Regions from separate parts of the Mus musculus genome. Here regions 2 and 3 are each linked to region 1. The links are chromatin loops, found by intact Hi-C in ENCODE. Cell type or tissue: heart. All regions are shown on one strand.

Region 1 (2,500 bases):
CAAATGCGACTTTGGGGCAGATCACTTCATGTATATAGACTCATTTTTTTTCTCCTCCGATAAGGTGGAGTAAAAGATAAAGGTTTCTTACTAGCCCATTATTTTCCCCTGTCTATTCCAGACATCCACAGGCGCTGGGTCCTAGTATGGCTGGCCTGCCTACTCTTGGCTGCGGCGCTTTTCTTCTTCCTCCTTCTAAAAAAGGACCGCAGGAAAGGTGAGTGCTTTCCTGTCCTGGTTTCCCAAGGACAGTCTCAAACAGTGGCGCTGGGGCTCAATTGGGTGGAGGGAAGGCAGGTCCGGGCTCACCCTCACAGGCTCCACTATCCCTGTAGCGGCCCGTGGCTCCCGCACGGCCTTGCTCCTCCACTCCGCCGACGGAGCGGGCTACGAGCGTCTGGTGGGAGCACTGGCGTCCGCGTTGAGCCAGATGCCACTGCGCGTGGCCGTGGACCTGTGGAGCCGCCGCGAGCTGAGCGCGCACGGAGCCCTAGCCTGGTTCCACCACCAGCGACGCCGTATCCTGCAGGAGGGTGGCGTGGTAATCCTTCTCTTCTCGCCCGCGGCCGTGGCGCAGTGTCAGCAGTGGCTGCAGCTCCAGACAGTGGAGCCCGGGCCGCATGACGCCCTCGCCGCCTGGCTCAGCTGCGTGCTACCCGATTTCCTGCAAGGCCGGGCGACCGGCCGCTACGTCGGGGTCTACTTCGACGGGCTGCTGCACCCAGACTCTGTGCCCTCCCCGTTCCGCGTCGCCCCGCTCTTCTCCCTGCCCTCGCAGCTGCCGGCTTTCCTGGATGCACTGCAGGGAGGCTGCTCCACTTCCGCGGGGCGACCCGCGGACCGGGTGGAACGAGTGACCCAGGCGCTGCGGTCCGCCCTGGACAGCTGTACTTCTAGCTCGGAAGCCCCAGGCTGCTGCGAGGAATGGGACCTGGGACCCTGCACTACACTAGAATAAAAGCCGATACAGTATTCCTAACCAAGTAGCACTCGTGTATCTGTTCCGAGGACCCGCTAACAGAGCCTTTAACCCCGCTGCCCTTTAAAGCCCGGACAGGTGCAGCCCGGAGCCGCTTCTGGTTGGCTAGTGTAGGGTGACGCCATGGCACATGGCTTTCCATAATTGGCTGGGAGAAGGCCCCGCCCTCCGGACTGCGGCGTTGAAGAAGGGTGTACTTTTTACGGAGGCGGTGGCTTTGAGGCGACTCGGCCCACAGCGCCCGGGGCGGAGGCGGGGACTTTTTTTTTTTTTTTTTCCCTCCTCCTCTAAGGTCTAGCAGGGTTTGGATCCTCCCAGTCCTGTTTCAGGCTGTGCCTCCATCTCCCAAAGAGGCTCTGAACTTGACCCCTTCTCTTCATATCCGGATCCGGGCTCCTCCTCCAGGACCGCCCATCCGCCTTTCTCTCGGAATATTTTGGGATCCAACCCTCTCTCTAATTTTGGCCCCTAATAACTCACTGAGACCCTAAAACAATGGGCTGACGCTTATTCTTTTGCCCGCGATCCCGGCCACCTCCCCCTACGGTAACGGAGAAATAATTTCTCTGCTGGAATCGTAGATTAGGCTCTTTCACCCCTTCCAGCGCCTCTGCTTCCACTACCCCAGTTTATCCTCGTTTTGTAATTACGTAGGTCTGGGGCTCTGAGCCCCAAGGCGCCTCGCTTTCCTCCCTTACAGCCTGGCTTCTCCAGTGAACCCTCCCCCTGCCCTCTATCTGCACGTCCCCAGCCTGGGAAAAGATGGCTCCACTGCCCCCAAGGGGCCTGGTCCCATCTCTGCTCTGGTGCTTGAGCCTGTTTCTGAGCCTCCCAGGACCTGTCTGGCTCCAACCCTCTCCTCCTCCCCATCCTTCTCCCCGAGCTGAGCCCCATCCGTGTCATACCTGCCGGGCACTGGTGGACAACTTCAACAAGGTGGGTGCACTAATAGCCACGAGGGAGGGGCCCATTATTGGAGAGCAGGGAGCTCTCTCTGCAAATCTGCATGGTGTCTAGTCCCAGTGTGGGTTGCTGGCTTTAACTGTATGGCATTTGGGTAAGGTGTGTCACAGTGCCTCAGTTTTCTGGTCAATAACATAAAATAATGAAATGTTAGAATGTTAGGCCGGGAGTGCCGGCACATTCCTTTAGTCCCAGCACTGGGGAGGCAGAGGCAGGTGGATCTCTGAGTTCCAGGGCATCCTGGTCTACAGACCAAGTTCCAGGACAGCCAGGACTATGCAGAGAAACCTTGTTTCAGAAACAACAACAAAACAAAAAACAAACTAATAAAAAATCCAAATGAATGTGTCTAGCTCTGTACTTAGATATTCCTAATTTCTTCCATATGCAGGGCCTGGAGAGAACCATCCGGGACAACTTCGGGGGTGGAAACACGGCCTGGGAGGAAGAGAAGTTGTCCAAATACAAAGACAGGTAAGAAGGTGGGGGCAGGGTATCTACCCCAACTCTGGGTTTCTGTTGATGATGTTGGATAGATTCTCTGCGGAAGCATTTCGC
Region 2 (2,500 bases), 120 kb after region 1:
AGAAATGGAATGAGTTTACACTGTGACTTACCATTTTGCTTCAGCCGGTCCATCATTGGGTATTAGCATTAAAAATGTATTTGGCAGCTTGGCGTGGTGGCGCATGCCAGCACTCGGGAGGCAGAGACAGGCGGATATCTGAGTTCGAGGCCAGCCTGGTCTACAAAGTGAGTTCTAGGACAGCCAGGGCTACACAGACAAACCCTGATTTGGAAAAAGAAAGAAAGAAAGAAAGAAAGAAAGAAAGAAAGAAAGAAAGAAAGAAAGAAAGAAAGAAAGAAAGAAAGAAAGAAAGAAAGAAAGAGAGAAAGAAAGAGAGAGAGAAAGAGAGAGAGAAAGAGAGAGAGAGAGAGAGAAAGAGAGAGAAAGAGAGAGAAAGAGAGAGAAAGAGAGAGAAAGAGAGAGAAAGAGAGAGAAAGAGAGAGAAAGAGAGAGAAAGAGAGAGAAAGAGAGAGAAAGAGAGAGAAAGAGAGAGAAAGAGAGAGAAAGAGAGAGAAAGAGAGAGAAAGAGAGAGAAAGAGAGAGAAAGAGAGAAAGAGAGAGAAAGAGAGAGAAAGAGAGAGAGAAAGAGAGAGAAAGAGAGAGAAAGAGAGAAAGAGAGAGAAAGAGAGAGAAAGAGAGAGAAAGAGAGAGAAAGAGAGAGAAAGAGAGAGAAAGAGAGAGAAAGAGAGAGAAAGAGAGAGAAAGAGAGAGAAGAGAAAGAAAGAAAGAAAAGTATTTTGCTCATTTGGTAAATATGGAGATTCAGAGTTGGTGGGACACCTCGAACAATAAAGACACTGAAGCTGATGATCTGAGTGTTCAGTCCCACAAGATGGAAGGTGAGGAACCCACTCCTGCAAGTTGTCCTGTAACTTCCGCCCGCGTGTTGTGCCACGTAAGCGCTCACATATAATACGAATAAAATAATTTTAACCTGGCGGTGGTGGCCACATTTTTAATCTCAGCACTCCGGAGGGAAAGGCAGGCTGATCTCTGTGAGTTCGAGGCCAGCCTGGTCTACAGAGGGAGTACAAGGACAGCCAAGACTACACAGAGAGACCCTGTCTCGAAAAACAACAACAACAACAAATTTTAAAAGAAAACGAGAATGAACAGAGTTGTGACCCAAGCATGACAAGCATTCTGAATAAACGGGATTCGTGGACTGTGCCCATCACAGCTAACAAGGTGCAAGAGAGCTTGGAGCAACCCTTAGGCGGAGGTGGGAATGTGTGGGCGCCCCCTAACGACAAGATCCGCTAGTGGTCAGCGGGTGCTTGTAACCGGGGACAGGGTAGCTCTTAGTCTTCACATCGCGAGTGGAGGAATCTTGTTTACCCCAGCGTGGGAGCCAAGCTAGAGCGCAGGGATTAGAGTGCGCACGCGCGTCGCTCTGCCAGCCCTTTCTGGGGCTCGAACACTCGGGTACTGGCTGGCGGCGCAGGCGCGCTGGAGGCCTGTAGAGGTCGCGGCGCCTGCGCAGTCACTCTTCCTCAGGCGGCCGCCATGGCGGGACAAGAGGATCCGGTGCAGCGGGAGATTCACCAGGACTGGGCGAACCGGGAGTACATTGAGATCATCACCAGCAGCATCAAGAAAATCTCAGACTTTCTCAACTCTTTCGGTCAGCGGGCGAGCAGGGGAGGCTGGGAGGAGGGAGGCCTGGGAGGCGGCCGGCGGCGGGGAGGAGAGGCGCGCCGCCCTGGCTACTCGCTTCCTCTTTGGCTGCCCGCCGGCCCCAGTGCCCTCACCCCGAGCCTCACTGGGCCGTTTCCGAGGGTCTACCCTGCCCGTTGCCATGCCCCACTTGCGCTCGTCAGCACGCCCACTGTCCAGCCTCTTAGGCCCATCCATCATCCGCCCCGGTTTGCGCCGCGCTTCCGTGCCAGTCTTCACTTGGCAGGCAGTGCGCAGCCGTGTCACGGTCACGGTCGCGCTTACTGTTGAGAGACTCCTGCTCGTTGTCCATCTCCTTCAGGAAGAAGTCCGAACCCCTTTGATGTCATGCCTTCTATTGCTCCCGTTTAACCACTCCCGGCAGGTTCATTCATCCCCGGCTCGATTTGGTGCTAGTGCTGAGGGTTGTAAGGGATGGGGCCCGCTCGGGCCTTGGGAATGGCTTTTCTAGCCCTGTATCTGCTTCATGGTAGGTGCTCTGGATGCTTCTGTCTGGCTCCTCGGATTTTACAGGGCAGATGGTTTCAGCAGAGTCCACTTTTCCAAAAAACTATTCCTAGGTGTGGCCGGCTAGTGACAGTCTTGATTTCTTTCTGCGTGCGTTCCTAGCCTTCTGGACTGAAAACCTGTTACAGACTTCTTATGGTCTCCGGAAGGGTTCTTTCAGGGACCTTCTTACACAATACAAGACGTGCAGATGGCATCCAGTGATCTTTTTCACTAGAGTGCTTTGGTTCTACTAATTAGCAACTTTCAGCATCTTGGGGAGAAAGTGCTGTATTTTGAAAAAAATTAAAGTGAATCGTATATTTTCTAGCTAAAGACCCGATGAGTCCTAAGT
Region 3 (2,500 bases), 160 kb before region 1:
CACAGTAAAACATGGATGCTGAGAGCCTTACAGCTACTGCTTAATGAAACTGAGACAAAAGACCCAGTTTGTTTGATGTTGGTTAATAGTGTTCTAGCAGGTGTGCTGTGCCTTTCTGTAGACACACACACACACACACTAATCAGCATCCAGCCCTGCCCTTGAGTCTGTAGTCCAATAATTTAGGCACAACCCGAAAATTTCTCTGCTTGATGGAAAATGCCCTAGTGTGTCAAACTAGTGTCCGAAGTTCATGTTTCTTTCTTTCTTTTTTTCTTTTCTTTTTTTGTTTGTTTTTGGAGACAGGGTTTCTCTGTGTTGCCCTGGCTGTCCTAGAACTCACTCTGTAGACCAGGCTGGCCTCAAACTCAGAAATCTGCCTGCCTCTGCCTCCCAAAGTGCTGGGATTAAAGTCATGCGCCATAACTGCCCGGCTGAAGTTCATATTTCTTAGCCTAAGCATTCTTTTTTTGTCTTAAAAAATTATAAATGATATAGTCCTTTTTGGAACAAGGTGGCTGGTGCTGGTTGTGTTGGTCCCTTAGGCTGCCTAGAGCCACACACTGGCATTTGGACGGAGTGAACTCCAAAGAAAGCCCATCTCTCCACGCTCGGACTGGAGCGGGTAGCTGTGCCGCAGGCTGTAGCCAGGGCGAGCAAACCTGAGACTGGCCTCTGAAGCCTGGGAAGCCCGAGATGGCGCATTCGGGGCCTCCTGACAAGACGTGGAGGGGACAGCGCTGAAAAATCACTGCCTCAGAAGAGGCTCGGTGGAGAAAGGCTTGAGCAGGGGAGGATGAGATTCTTTCGGTTTATTTCTTGAGACAGAGTCTCGCCATGAAGCCCAGCCTAGTTAAGCTTCAAACGTGCCTCCCGCCTCTGCCTACCGAGTTCTGGGACGACCGGTGTGTACCACTACGCCCCGCAATGATGTGGCTCCAGTGCGGGCCAGCACGAGAAGTTGCAGGCAGGCCCTGAGATTGCACCGAAAGCCCTGAAATGGCAGAGCCGGGTCTCTGGCAGCCAATCGCCAAGCAGCGAGGCCAGCAGGCCAACCGCTCCCACCTCACAGGCCCGCCCACTCCGGCACTCCCGAGTTCTCATTGGTGCTTCGTACTTTCTTCTCGGATTGGCTACCTCTAGGGTCAAATAAGCGGGAGCAAGGATCTACTTCCGGTGGGAGTAAACTGGGACCCGGAAGAACCATACTGGCGCGCCTTTCCAAACCTCGAGGGCTGCGCAGGAGGAGGAGGCGCGCGCCGGGAGGTCCTGGGGGCGGGGCCACGTCCGGAGGAAGAGGCGGGGCGTGCTGCACGGGAGAGCGGAGTGGGGCGTTTAGGGGTTTGGTGGTGTGCGAGAGGCTTTCCTACGAGGAGAGGGAAATTCATTCAACAGGGACTCAAATTAAAATTACACCGGACCCATAAGCTAGGACCCACGGTGCTACACTCCCGGTGTGTGTGGTCACTTGTGTGCGAGGCTTTAGGACTTGGGAAAGTCGAGTTCTGATTGGACAGTGCCGTAATGGGCTGGGGCTGCTAGCCGAATGTTATTCCGTTCCTGGCTGCCTAGCAGCATGAGACATCGCACCCTAAGCTCCAGCCCGGCCCTCTGGGCCTCTATCCCGTGTCCACGCTCTGAGCTGCGTCTGGACTTGGTTTTAGCTTCTGGACAGTCCTTCCGGTGAGTGACTGCACTTGGGAGGACTGTTCCCTAGGATGTTGACTTCTCAGTGCTGCCCACTCGGGATACAGAGAATGTTGGGAGCAATAGATGAGAGTACATTTTGGAGTCTAAGCACCGGTGGTTTGCCTTTTAACCTTCTTTAGGAAGTAGAGGTGATGACTGTGCAGGATTATGAGGACCATGCAATAAAAATCAGTGGGGGAAGCTGAGGGATGCACTCAGTAATAAGAGTGCTTGCTTTTCACGCACTTGGCTCTTGGTTCAATCCCCAGTACCGCTTCTTTTTTATTTTTAAGATGAAAACTACACCGGGGGTGGTGGCACACGCCTTTAATCCCAGCACTCGGGAGGCAGAGGCAGGTGGATTTCTGAGTTTGAGGCCAGCCTGGTCTACAAAGTGAGTTCCAGGACAGCCAGGGCTATACAGAGAAACCCTGTCTCGAAAAAACAAACAAACAAAAAGATGAAAACTAGCGGGGGGGGGGGGGGGGGCGGCTGGAGAGATGGCTCAGTGGTTAAGAGCACTGACTGCTCTTTTGGAGGTCCTGAGTTTAATTCCAAGCAACCATATGGTGGCTCACAACCATCCATAATGAGATCTGATGCCCTGTTCTGGTGTGTCTGAAGACAGGGACAGTGTCCTTACATATAAATAAATAAATAAATAAATAAATCTTAAAAAAGAAAGAAAGAAAGAAAACTAGCCGGGCAGTGGTGGCACATGCCTTTAATCCCAGCACTTGGCAGGCAGAGGCAGGCAGATTTCTGAGTTTGAGGCCAGCCTGGTCTACAGAGTGAGTTCCAGGTCAGCCAG

Evidence for each region. Peaks named below come from ENCODE experiments on the same cell type or tissue, not always from the same donor. Only the 100,000 strongest peaks of a DNase experiment are listed, where the experiment ranks them.
Region 2: it touches region 1 in a loop (12-fold over the local background); 3 of 42 quality-filtered maps call a loop at or near these places.
Region 3: it touches region 1 in a loop (2.5-fold over the local background); 2 of 42 quality-filtered maps call a loop at or near these places.

The regions. Positions count from the first base shown.
Region 1 is chr6:113,482,162-113,484,661 of GRCm38, forward strand. It overlaps Il17rc (interleukin 17 receptor C), which reads left to right. Exons shown (of 18, transcript NM_178942.1): 17 at 122-217; 18 at 336-1,002. The coding sequence ends at 958. It overlaps Creld1 (cysteine-rich with EGF-like domains 1), which reads left to right and starts at 1,195. Exons shown (of 10, transcript NM_133930.2): 1 at 1,195-1,915; 2 at 2,334-2,416. The coding sequence starts at 1,742. In heart, no CTCF peak of the experiment used is centred here; DNase peaks (open chromatin) are centred at 1,130 and 1,800; H3K4me3 peaks cover 2,432 bases; H3K27ac peaks cover 2,135 bases.
Region 2 is chr6:113,603,291-113,605,790 of GRCm38, forward strand. It overlaps Brk1 (BRICK1, SCAR/WAVE actin-nucleating complex subunit), which reads left to right and starts at 1,482. Exons shown (of 3, transcript NM_133937.1): 1 at 1,482-1,606. The coding sequence starts at 1,489. In heart, a CTCF peak has its summit at 1,266; a DNase peak (open chromatin) is centred at 1,411; H3K4me3 peaks cover 1,676 bases; H3K27ac peaks cover 1,657 bases.
Region 3 is chr6:113,325,680-113,328,179 of GRCm38, forward strand. It overlaps Ogg1 (8-oxoguanine DNA-glycosylase 1), which reads left to right and starts at 1,297. Exons shown (of 7, transcript NM_010957.4): 1 at 1,297-1,683. The coding sequence starts at 1,547. In heart, no CTCF peak of the experiment used is centred here; a DNase peak (open chromatin) is centred at 1,142; H3K4me3 peaks cover 2,389 bases; H3K27ac peaks cover 1,711 bases.